Linked DNA regions of Homo sapiens: region 1 is linked to region 2. A link is an interaction called in ENCODE POLR2A ChIA-PET data of the cell type or tissue named here. Cell type or tissue: CD4-positive, alpha-beta T cell. All regions are shown on one strand. Links, peaks and the distances in the headings refer to the core of each region. The heading gives the core; the rest is flanking DNA.

The links. Peaks named below come from ENCODE experiments on the same cell type or tissue, not always from the same donor. Only the 100,000 strongest peaks of a DNase experiment are listed, where the experiment ranks them.
Region 1: POLR2A ChIA-PET joins it to region 2 with 5 read pairs; 4 of 35 experiments call an interaction of 5 or more read pairs at or near these places.

Annotation. Positions count from the first base shown.
Region 1 is chr14:99,232,894-99,238,205 of GRCh38, reverse strand. The region is part of intron 2 of BCL11B (BCL11 transcription factor B); the gene reads left to right. Among named protein-coding and RNA genes, the nearest start is that of BCL11B, 37 kb to the left of the region's middle. RefSeq lists an enhancer at 512-1,036. In CD4-positive, alpha-beta T cell, for the core only: no CTCF peak of the experiment used is centred there; DNase peaks (open chromatin) are centred at 2,385, 2,815, 3,145, 3,705 and 2 weaker places; H3K4me3 peaks cover 5,000 bases; H3K27ac peaks cover 5,000 bases.
Region 2 is chr14:98,226,914-98,232,225 of GRCh38, reverse strand. The region is part of intron 1 of LOC105370656 (a long non-coding RNA gene); the gene reads right to left. Among named protein-coding and RNA genes, the nearest start is that of LINC02295, 94 kb to the right of the region's middle. In CD4-positive, alpha-beta T cell, for the core only: no CTCF peak of the experiment used is centred there; DNase peaks (open chromatin) are centred at 2,365 and 4,715; H3K4me3 peaks cover 1,151 bases; H3K27ac peaks cover 2,727 bases.

The DNA of each region.
Region 1 (5,312 bases), core at 72-5,071, 1.0 Mb before region 2:
GATGAGATTTCGGAAGTGCTCCAAGAGGAGGAGCTTAGAGTAGGGCAGCCTGGCTCAGGGTGCTCCCTGAGGTGTGCTTCTAGTCTCCCTCACGGCCAAGCCTTCTCACGGTGGGTGCAGGTGGATACCCTGGTGGCCACACAGGGTCGTGGGTGGCCTGTGGGGAATCTCTGGATGGCCGTTTGTGGAAGTGATGGTAGAAGTGGTCTCAACCCAAAGATGAGCAGTTGCCCATGTTCCTGGAGGCCCCTGGTGAACCCACCTCACTTCCTGCAGCCTGGCACTCCTCAGTGACCCTCTCTGGATCCATTAGGGCCTAGATGGTTGATGAAGGATGCTGGACAGGCTCTTTCACCTGCATGTGAATTCTTACCCTCCTCAGCCACCTGCAAGGACTGCTGTCTTTCAGCTAGCCGCCCACATAGAGGCCAAACGTAGATTCGAACTGTTTTTATGTCTCCCGTGTAATGACCCCGAAGGAACTCTTTAAACACAGCTGTGCAAACCCTTGTGAGACCTGACTTTCCCTTTTCGTTGCTCTTCTTTCCAAGGACACCTACATGTTCACCCCCAAGCCAAAACCCGTGGCAACAAGGGACTAGAGACCCGTAATGGCCATCGGGTGCCCAGACAAAACAGTGGTGTCTGATGGAGAATGAGAATCCAGGAGTGGGAGGTGGGGCCTGGGGAGCTCCATCGCCCTGCCTGGCATTTCTAGGTCCCCCAGATGCTCTGGGGCAGTGAGCTGAGCCACGTGGCACACCCACTCCCTCTCTGGTCCTGCCTTGGGGACCCACCCTAGACTTGCAGCTTTTCATGGTAACCTGCGTGTTCACTTAAATGCTTTGCTTTCCCTTTCTGCTTTATGATGATGATTGTTGGTATATATTTTACAATGAAATGGAAAACAAGTTCCAGTCATTGCTGGTTCCTAGACCTTGGTAATTAAAAGCTAAAAAAAAAAAAAAAGAAAAAAAAAGAAATGAAATAATACCTGTGGAGTGAAGGAATTTATTTTTTGAGTCACCCTCAACCCCAAAGACCTGTGTAGCTCTGAAATTGAGCAAACGAAGAAGTCTCCCTAGAATTGTTCTTCTCTATTCCTGCTGTCTCAGCCACTCCCCCTCTACACCCCCCACAGCCCCCCAAAAAAAGGGATTGAGAGAAAGACAAATGATGAGAGAAGGCCAGTCTTGTCAGGTGAACACCCAGTTCCTGTCTCATTTAAGGTTGCACTCCACTTCTTTCAAATAGGAAATTGCCAAAATGGATGTCATGGGCTGCTAATTAGATGTATTTTAACTGCAGGATCATTTTACCAGCTAATACTGTTATTATGTGCTTCAATGTGAACCCATGGTGGAGCTGTTAAAATATGAGCGTGCAGTCTTAGCAGACAGCTCTTGGAGCCGTTGGGATGGGTGGAGGGCGCTTTTCCTCACGGCCCTGAAGATCCCCGGGCCAGGCCCTGTGCTGAAGATCAGAGCCCTTTCAGCTTCTCAAGAGGTGCCCCCTGCTCTCCTAAAGACCATCTTCTCCTTGTGTTTAGACCAGGGCCTGAGCCTCCAGGAGGCCTGAGCTCTCCAGCGTCACATCCCCTGCCCTCTAGACATCAGGGTTCCCTCTGGACCAGCCTAGAAGTGCCAGATGACCACAGTTCATGCCTGTGCCTACCCAGAACAGGCAGGCCTGAATCTCACACACTGGAGTTTCAAGTCTGTGCTGGCTTCTCCTCCATCTTCCCTCTGTAGCAAACCGGAAAAAGAATCCTAATTTCCCGTTGGGGTGGGAGGAGATGAGCTAGGATCAGGATAATGATTTTTAAATGTGAGCCAGGCATTTGACTTCACGTTATTTCTTTTCCCCCTCACGCTCTTAATACTTAGCATTTTTTTTCTATCATCCTTAAGACAAAGTAGCTGGCAAAATATTTAAGTGATCAGAAAAAAATATTTTTATTTGCCCGCGTGCGAATTGGGTTATCTGCCTATCTTGTTTATGAAATTTGGCGCTGCCTTTCCTGCACAGTACGTTCGCCTCTCAAATCTTTCCCGGCTCCCATTTCCATATTTCTGCGTGCTTGTTCTTTGTTAATCACTTGGCAAGCGCTTATTTGAATATTAAAAATTTCTTTAATCATCAAAGGCAGGAGCACAGTCTCATGAATATTCATATTTTTCCCCCTCCTCAGACTGGATTCTAGTTCATTACCCTGCAGTAAAAGCCAAACAGCCATCAATCGCCCTCATTACAGGCTCTGGCGTTTTGATTGGCTGCCTGCTGCCCAGAGCTTTTTTTTAATTTTTTTAATTTTTTCCCCCTTCTCCTATGAGCTGTCTTGTACCTGCCAACAACCAAAAAAAAGAAAAAAAAATCAACAATGCAAGAATAAATTTCTCTGGTTGGAAAACAACTTTGCAAACTTGTCAAACAGTCCTTGTGGCTTGCTGCTGCCACCGCTGTAGCGTCCACCAGCGCCACCTCCTTCCCCCCGCTGTCCTTCCCCCACCAAAAAAAGAAAAAAGAAAAAAAAAAGAAGCCCAAGATAAAAGAGAGGGGGGAGAGAAAAATAAATAAATAAATAAATAAAAAGGGAGAAACTTGAGCCTCAGAGATGAATATTTGTCAAGAGAGTTGACGTAAGTTTCATTTGCATAATGACTTTGTACTTCTGCATTAATAAAATTTGCATATGAAGCCATGTTAATTACTCCTGATCATGCTTTTTGCATTCATGCATAGTAATTTTCTCCGACTTGTGAGAATTAATGTCTTGGCATGGGGGGAGGGGGCGCGGGGACTGTCAGGTTCCCTTGCCAGTGTCCCTCACTCACACGCGCTGCCTCCCTGGCTGTCTCCTTCCTTGATCTATGACTCATTTCTGCACTATCAGTAGGAGTTCTCAGCTTAAAAAAATGTATCAATTGAAAGGCACCAGTAGGGAGAAAAATACTCGTCTCCTGCACAGTGTATTCCAGACCACCTCTCTCCAGCTCTGAACATGGAATCTGTAATCCTCCCATTTGGGAGGGGACGCCCCAGAGGCTTCAGGGGTGGGGAAGGCTCGAATTCCCCCTGAAACCCGGATGGGGCTTTTCCAGGCGTTTTTGTGTCTCCACGCTCCTCGGCGGTGGGCGTGTTCGCTGGGTGAGTGCGCATGTGTGAGGAACGGAGCAGGAGCCTCTGCAAAGTCCCTCTAGAAGAGAGACGGGTGACAGACCCCTGTGGAATGCTTAAACCCATGAAGGCATCAAGAATGAGCTTATCTAGCATTGCCCTGTTTTGGAGCCTAAGAAGAGGCATTTTAGGGGCCTTATTTTTAGACTTTTTTTTTTTTTTTTTTTTTTTTTGTGCATAGACCTCCAAAGCCAGCGTTTTTTTGGGAGTGTCTTGCAGGTCTTTGCAGGGCGCTTTGCTATGCTCAGAGAACATCCTCTTGCTTTCTTCGCTGGGCAGCGATGATGCCTTGGAAAGGACCATAGGGAGTGGGGAAAGTTTCAGAATGGAAAGCAAGAGAATGATAGTGACCGTTTGGTGAGTTTCCTGGATCTCCGGCTCTGGCTCAGGGCTGACCTGACCCTTCCTTTAAAGTTGAGGGAGCTGAGGCTCTGAGAAAGTGACTCACCTTCAGTCACGAGGCCAGGAGACAGCCGAGGAGGAATTTGAATCCAGTCCTCTCGGTCCTCAAGGCTGTGCGGCCTGGGAGCTCTGGTGGCTTCCTCTGTGCGTGTGTGGGTGCATACCCTGTCCCACATCTCAAGCGCTCCTTAAGTGCTTTCTGGATTTCCCAGCTTCACTTTTAAAGGCAAATACCCCTCCTCTGAGGAAGGATGGGGGCTGGGAGGTAGCCTGGGACAGGTACTGAGGCTGTTTTTTCAAGTTGAGGTAAGAGTCACATGATGTACAATTGACCATTTTAAAGTGTACAATCAGTGGTTTTGGATCTATTCACAATGTCGTGCAGCCGTCACTCCTGTCTAAGTCCCGAGCATTTTCATCACCCCCCGAAGAAACTCTGTGCCCATTAGCCACCCCTCACACCCCTACTGGCTCCCCCCAGCCCCTGGCAACTGCTACTTTCTGTGTCCGTGGATTTGCCTCTTATGAACATTTCGTATCCATGGAGTCATGCCGTAGGTGGCTCCTTTCATCACTTTGGGCTTTTGCAGTAGCTTCAGATTTCTTGAGTTCCACCCTTGGGAAGGGCTCTGGGTTTGAGCTGCCCCGTGTGGAAACCTCTCCCAGTGTAGAAGGTGCTCTGGGAGCCCCAGAGAGGCCCTGTAGAGCTTGGGATTTGAAGCCCCTCTCCCGGCTGCCCCCCTCCCCTGCCTCAGTTGAGCCGGTCCCTGGAGCAGGTGGACTTCAGCAAGGTCACAATTGCTAATGAGACTCTGGGGAAACCTGTCCAGGGCGGCCTACCCCCTGACCCCTATGCAGGGAACAACGTGTGGTGTGTGACATCGCCTTTACAGACCCTGGTCTGAGCCCCACCTTGGACGTTTCCAGGAGAAGGGTGTGGCCAGATGCCTGTTTTCTACCTGCTCTGCAACGGTTCCTCCCACCACGGAGACAGAGTCAGCTTCTTAGCACCTGGGACAACCCTTACCAGGCCTCGAGCTGCTTCTGCTGGTTTCTCAGTAGTGATAAATGGTGCTGGCTGTGTCGTGGCCTCACCCAGAACCCAGGAACCAGAGCCTGGGTTTGGCCTTTGCAGCTTCCAATGGCTGGATTGAGCCCAGGGATCTCAGACTTCCGCCCACTATGTGGCCGTTGCTCTAGAGATCCCAGGACCCCTGGTCACTTACCCAGCTGCAGCCCTAGAGGGAAGCAGAGCATTGCGGGCTTCGGGGACACAACTGGGTTCCAGTCTCAGATCTCCCTAAGCCTCAGTTTTCCCCCAGTGGAATGTGGATCTTTTCTGAGCGAGGTGGCTGTCATGATGATGGATGACCCAGAGCCCTCGGTGGTCTGCAGGGAAGGCCTACATAGGGATTTGAGACCACCAGTGGACAGGATCAAATGCAGTGTCCAGTGCTGGAAGGTTCAGGCTAGGGCAGGCTTCCAGGAGGAGGCAGGTCCTGACCTTCCTTGAGGGATGGCACTAAATCTAGCATGGCCTTCCCCTCAGCATCTGAGGCTGAAACTGTTTACTGGTTCCTCAGCCACATCCTTCCAGGGCTATCCCCAGCTCAGAAATACCCTGGGCCCGAGGCCTCACCTAGTATGAGGTCTTTGTTGGTTCAGGGGGTTCCGAGCAGTGTTGGTGTTAGCTTTGACCTCTTGACAGGACACTGACAGCTTGCAATCCCTAA
Region 2 (5,312 bases), core at 45-5,044:
ATAAAATCCACCCTCTTAATCATTTTTCAGCGTGTAACTCAGTAGTGTTAAGTGCTAACGCACTTTGAATCCTGAGACAGTTTTCTTTTGCTCCAAATGTTTTCTTTTAATAGCGTCTTATTCTTTTGCAATAGATGCAGTATCTTCTTTTATTTCTCTAAATTATATAATTATCTTCTGTTCCCTGCAGTGTCTCCTTTTCCTTTTAGATTTAGAGTCTGAAGTTCATGCTTTTCTCAAATACATATGATCCTTTGTTGCCCATTGACAATGAACAGCGTGGAGCCATAGCTTGTGTGGAGGCTGCGTGTGCTGGGTGAGATTTGTCAAACACTTTGCTTTAAAATAGATAAAAGACTTAGCTCTTTCACTGGTTCAACTCCAAATTTTAATATTTGTAGGTCCTGGATCATCAGCTGCTCAGAGTTTCCAATGATGATAAAGCTCCTATCCCTTGCCTGGCCTCTCTCATCCTAACCATGTTCTGGTGGCCAAGTAGGGGAAGTGAATTGAGGCAACGGGTGTGAAGGATCTCACCATGCAGTCACTACACTTTCACCAAATCTTCTTGGTTTCACTGGGCTACCTGGGATCTGGAGCCTTCCTAGTTCAGTTCTTCTACAGACTAAACTCCATGTCTCTTGTCTCTGGCAGGGTAGGGTGGAAGGAGCAGTTCATGCTGCGGCAGGGTGGAAGTAGCCTCCTGGCCAGTCATCCTGTATTCAGTCTGACCTTGAATCTGGCCTTCAGAGGCAAGTGGTTGTCCCATCCTCAGCCTCCCCAGGACTCCCCAGTGCACATCTCCCTGGCCCTTGATGCCCCTACCCCAGGCAGACACTTTGGTGTTGTTCTTACTGTCAGCCAAGTGATTTGCTGCCTTCTCACCTATTCTCTAAGGTCCTAGTACTTGACACCCTTTGTCTGTTGTTCCTGCCTCTCAGACTTCCTTATCTCTGTGGATTTGTACATTCCCTACTTTGCGGTGCTATGGGAAGAAGATCAGATGAGGGATGCCCATCATGTGCCTTACACAATGTGTGGTCAATATCAGCTTACCCTTGTCTCTGAGCTCCTTCCAGGGAAGGAGCCATAAACCTGTGGTCATCATTCTCTCCCACATGGCAGGTGCACAATGAACATTTGTTGAGTTGAATGTATTCCTGCACTGCTTCCAGAGATGGGCCCATCCCATCCTGGTTTGTGATAATAGAGCCTCATTGCTAGGCAATTCAAACCTGGAAATAGCTCCTTCAGTATTCTGAAGTCTGGACTCTGTGAGACATTCCCTATGCCACGACGAGCATGTCCTCTTGCTGCGGCACTTTTCCAGGAGCTGGCTTCTCCACCACCTTCCTTCCACTCTTCCATAGGTTACAGGCAGGCACTCGCGGTCCACATGGAGCTTTGCTCTGCTTTGCAGCCTTCCTGCCTTGAATGTCTGAGCTTGGGGCCCGTGCTTATTTTCATGTTTTCATTACAGGCTGCCACTGGATTCTCAAAAGGCAAATTGGCCCCAACTGTCTTAAAAAACAAACGGCCTCTCCTAGTGCTTCAAAATAATTATCTCCAAAAGGGAAGGAGGCAGCGCATCCACTGTCAGTCCTAAATGACATCATGGCTGATGTGCAGTGTTTAGAAGATTAATAACATCTGCTTTTCAAATCACGGTTGGTCGCAGACCCCGGAGCTCACATCAAACATATGGGGTGTTTTGTATGCATGATGTGCAGGAGAACACTCCACAGCCAAGGCCACAGACTAGAGAAAATGTTGTCACAATAACACTGCCTTCCTTTTATTGAGGGCCTTCGATGAGATGGGCACATACTGACCCCTTACACAGACGACACCTCTATTACCAAAGTCAGCCTGCAGCATTAGTACTGTTATTCTGACTTAGTTTAAAGGAAAGCTAAAGATCTCAAAGACTGAAAAATGTAGCTAACTTCCGACAGAAAGTCATTGATGAAGTCAACAATCAAATTCAAGTAGACATGACTGGGACTCTTTCAACTCTCCCAACCTGTTTCCAATTTTGACCAGCAGGGCACATCCAGAAACACAGAGTTTAGGGAACACCCGTGATGAGACGAGACTGTCCGCTTATTCGATCATCTTCTTCTACTCAGTTAAACACATTCCAGAGAGCGGAGTTTGAACGGAGAAACCCTTTCATCCCTGGAGCAGCATCCACATTTGTTTCTTGATGTTGAATAAAGTGACTTGCATCACTGCAAATCAAGAATGTACATGATAACCCAGCAACCCCAGCTTCTGATTTATACAGACTGATACTGGAAGATGAAAATGGAAGTGAACCACTGTCTGCATTTTAAACACGTTTGCCTGAGGTTTTATGTTGTTTTCTTTTTCTTCTTTTAGGGTTAGAGAAATTGGCAGGCTGCCCCCAGCCTTTCAAGCGGGTTTCAATGAGTGAAGAGAAGTAAAGGAAAGGTCGAAAATAAGGAGCATGTGTACAATTTCTAAATGTTTCCAGGACGAAAACAGTTGTTCGGACAACCAGAAAGGAAATTAATAAAAAGACAGGAGGGGGTATTCTTACTTTTCTCCTGCATCTGAGAGAAGAAACCAGAGGCTGCACTGGGGACAAGGGATGTCTTGTTCAGTCCCTAAGAACGGGAGTACCCAGGACTCCATCAGCCTGAGTCTTCAGGAAAAATCTTCCCTTGTCATAGCTCCAATCCCACATTTCAGACCATCTCTCAATCTCTTTAAGAAACTTGGAGTAGGAGGATGGCGGATGAAAAAAATCTTTTTTTTTTTTTTGAGACGGAGTTTCGCTTGTTACCCAGGCTGGAGTGCAGTGGTGTAATCTCAGCTCACTGCAACCTCCGCCTCCCGGGTTCAAGCAATTTTCCTGCCTCAGCCTCCTGAGTAGCTGGGATTACAGGCACCCGCCACCACACCCAGCTATTTTTTTGTATTTTTAGTAGAGACAGGGTTTCACCATGTTGGCTAGGCTGCTCTCAAACTCCTGACCTCAGGTGATCCACCCACCTCGGCCTCCCAAAGTGTTGGGATTACAGGCATGAGCCACTGCGCCCTGCCAAAAAATAATTTTAGAGCTTTTTTACCCACAGTATCAAAGCTACTGATATCAGTTAAGGATATGTATCTTCATTGCCAAGCTTGAATCAGCTTTGGGGGGTGGGTGGGAGGAGCAAGGAATTAAGGGATGCTCTTAATTCTGCCAAGGTTGTCTACAGGAGGCCATGGATGGCAGTGGACAAATGGCCAGAGCATGGACTGTGAAACTCAAAAGAAGGGCCAGTGCCTCACTTGCATCCATTTCACAAATTCACATGGTGCCCCTTCTTTGTGTTGATCAGAGAGGGATATAGAACAGGATGTGTATGATTCCTGTTCTGTGGAGTTTATGCTGATGAGGGAAGTTGATGAAGAAAAAAGCAAAGACACAAATTAATAAAAAAATTGCAAGAAGAGTTGGGTGTTTTGAAGGGGGCAAGCAAGGGAAGTATAGTGAATCCCAGCAAGTGATCTGTAGCATTGTCAGGAAGGGCTCTGTGAGGAAGCAGCATTTAATCTGAGACCTAAAGGAAAAGAGAAAACCAGCCATGCAAAAGAGAGCAGAACACTGCAGAAGGAGAGAAGAGATTGACCAAGCTTGAGTGGGGAGAGGTGGGAGACTGAGCACCAGCCAGCGGGTCCGCCTGCCCTGGGGAGTCCTGGCTAGGTCCTGGGGGCCTCTAGAACACAAGGAAGTCAGATATAATTCTCAATGGCCTGGGCAATCATGATAGAGTCTTAAGTAGTGGAAGATCACGCACCAGGGGCCAGCAGGTCCAACTCTGCCACCTGCTTTTGTAAAAAAAAGATTGCCACATAGCCACACCAATTTGTTTACATATTTTCTGTGCTGTTGGGTACTACAAAGGAATAATTAGTAGTTGTGACAGAGACCTTAAGGCCCCAAAGCCAAAAATATTTACCATCTGGCCTTTAACAGAAAAAAATTGCCCATACCTGTCCTGTACCACGTGATCTGTGGCAAACTCAACCTCTTTGAGCATCAGTTTCTCCTTTATAAAATGATGCTGGTACACTGGAAACAGGTAAATTTTATGGTATGTAAATTATATCTCAATAGAACTGTTTATAGAAATGAAGATGTCAATGGGACAGGCATGGAACTGCTGGAAAAAGGGTTAAAAGGAATATCAAATAAAAATCACAGAGCAGATTGGCACACAGAGCTCAACAGCACTTTCTACTGCTGATACTATGGCTAACAGCTTGGTAAAGCAGGTCTTATTATCCTTCCCTTATCCATACACTATAGCTCAGAGAAGTGAAGTCACTACCCTGAGGATGCACAGCACTAAACCATAGGTCCGGGATTCTAGCCCAGATCTCTGGGACCCCAGTATTCCTTCTGTGGATGCACTGTCTTGCCTTTGAGGTAGTTGTGACTCCCGAAATTGAGTTAGGCTGAACGGTGGAAGTAAATTGTAGGGAAGGCAGGCAGTGCTGGTGAGCTGAAGGGCACTCATTAAATGTCTTTTTTCCCTGTTTGGTTTCAGGCTGTGTGAATTCTCACTGCCCCACGTTTCACTTTGAGCTGGGTGTTCATGTGAGCTCTCTACTTCACATGAACTCCGGCCTGAGTTTTGCTTGTTCGAGGCTGAAACTGTCAGAAACTGCTGAGCTGGGCCCAGTTGCTAGGCCCCATCAAAGGCGCTGGCCGGGGCTTCCAGACCTGGGTCTAAGGCCAGCCCACCCACGGCTTACTCTGAGCCAGGACACAGTCAGTTCATCTTGTTTCGAGTTTCGGCTCATCTCCTTTCAAGTTTCGCTCTGAAGCAGTTCACACATCACCCTCTCTCCCTCTTTCTGTGGGCTGGTCTGGGCTGTGAAATGCACCCTGGGAGATCAGCAGCCCTAGCCAGGAGCCATGGTCTGGAAGGCTGAGGGTGGTCTCATCTGGATCTGTAAGCCAGGAGCCTTGGCTCCGTGTGGAGCTCTGCTCCAACCAATGAACCCGGTGAGCTTTGCCAAGCACAGCCACCTCTCCAAGTCTCAGTTTACTCCTCTGTCAACTAAGAGATTGAACTATGACGTTTAAGTTCTTTTGACCTCAAATAATCTAGGCATCCTGGTCTAAGGATGTATCTTTAGGATGAGTAGATTTTAGAGTCCCAGGTTTTATTCTTCCCACTTTTTTAAGAGCTGAAACTGTCTTTAGAAATTTTCTAGTTTTTCATCTTCATTTTACAATGGAGGGAACAAAACCCAGAAAGGCTAAAAGATTGTTCTAAGGTCCCAAGGAAGTC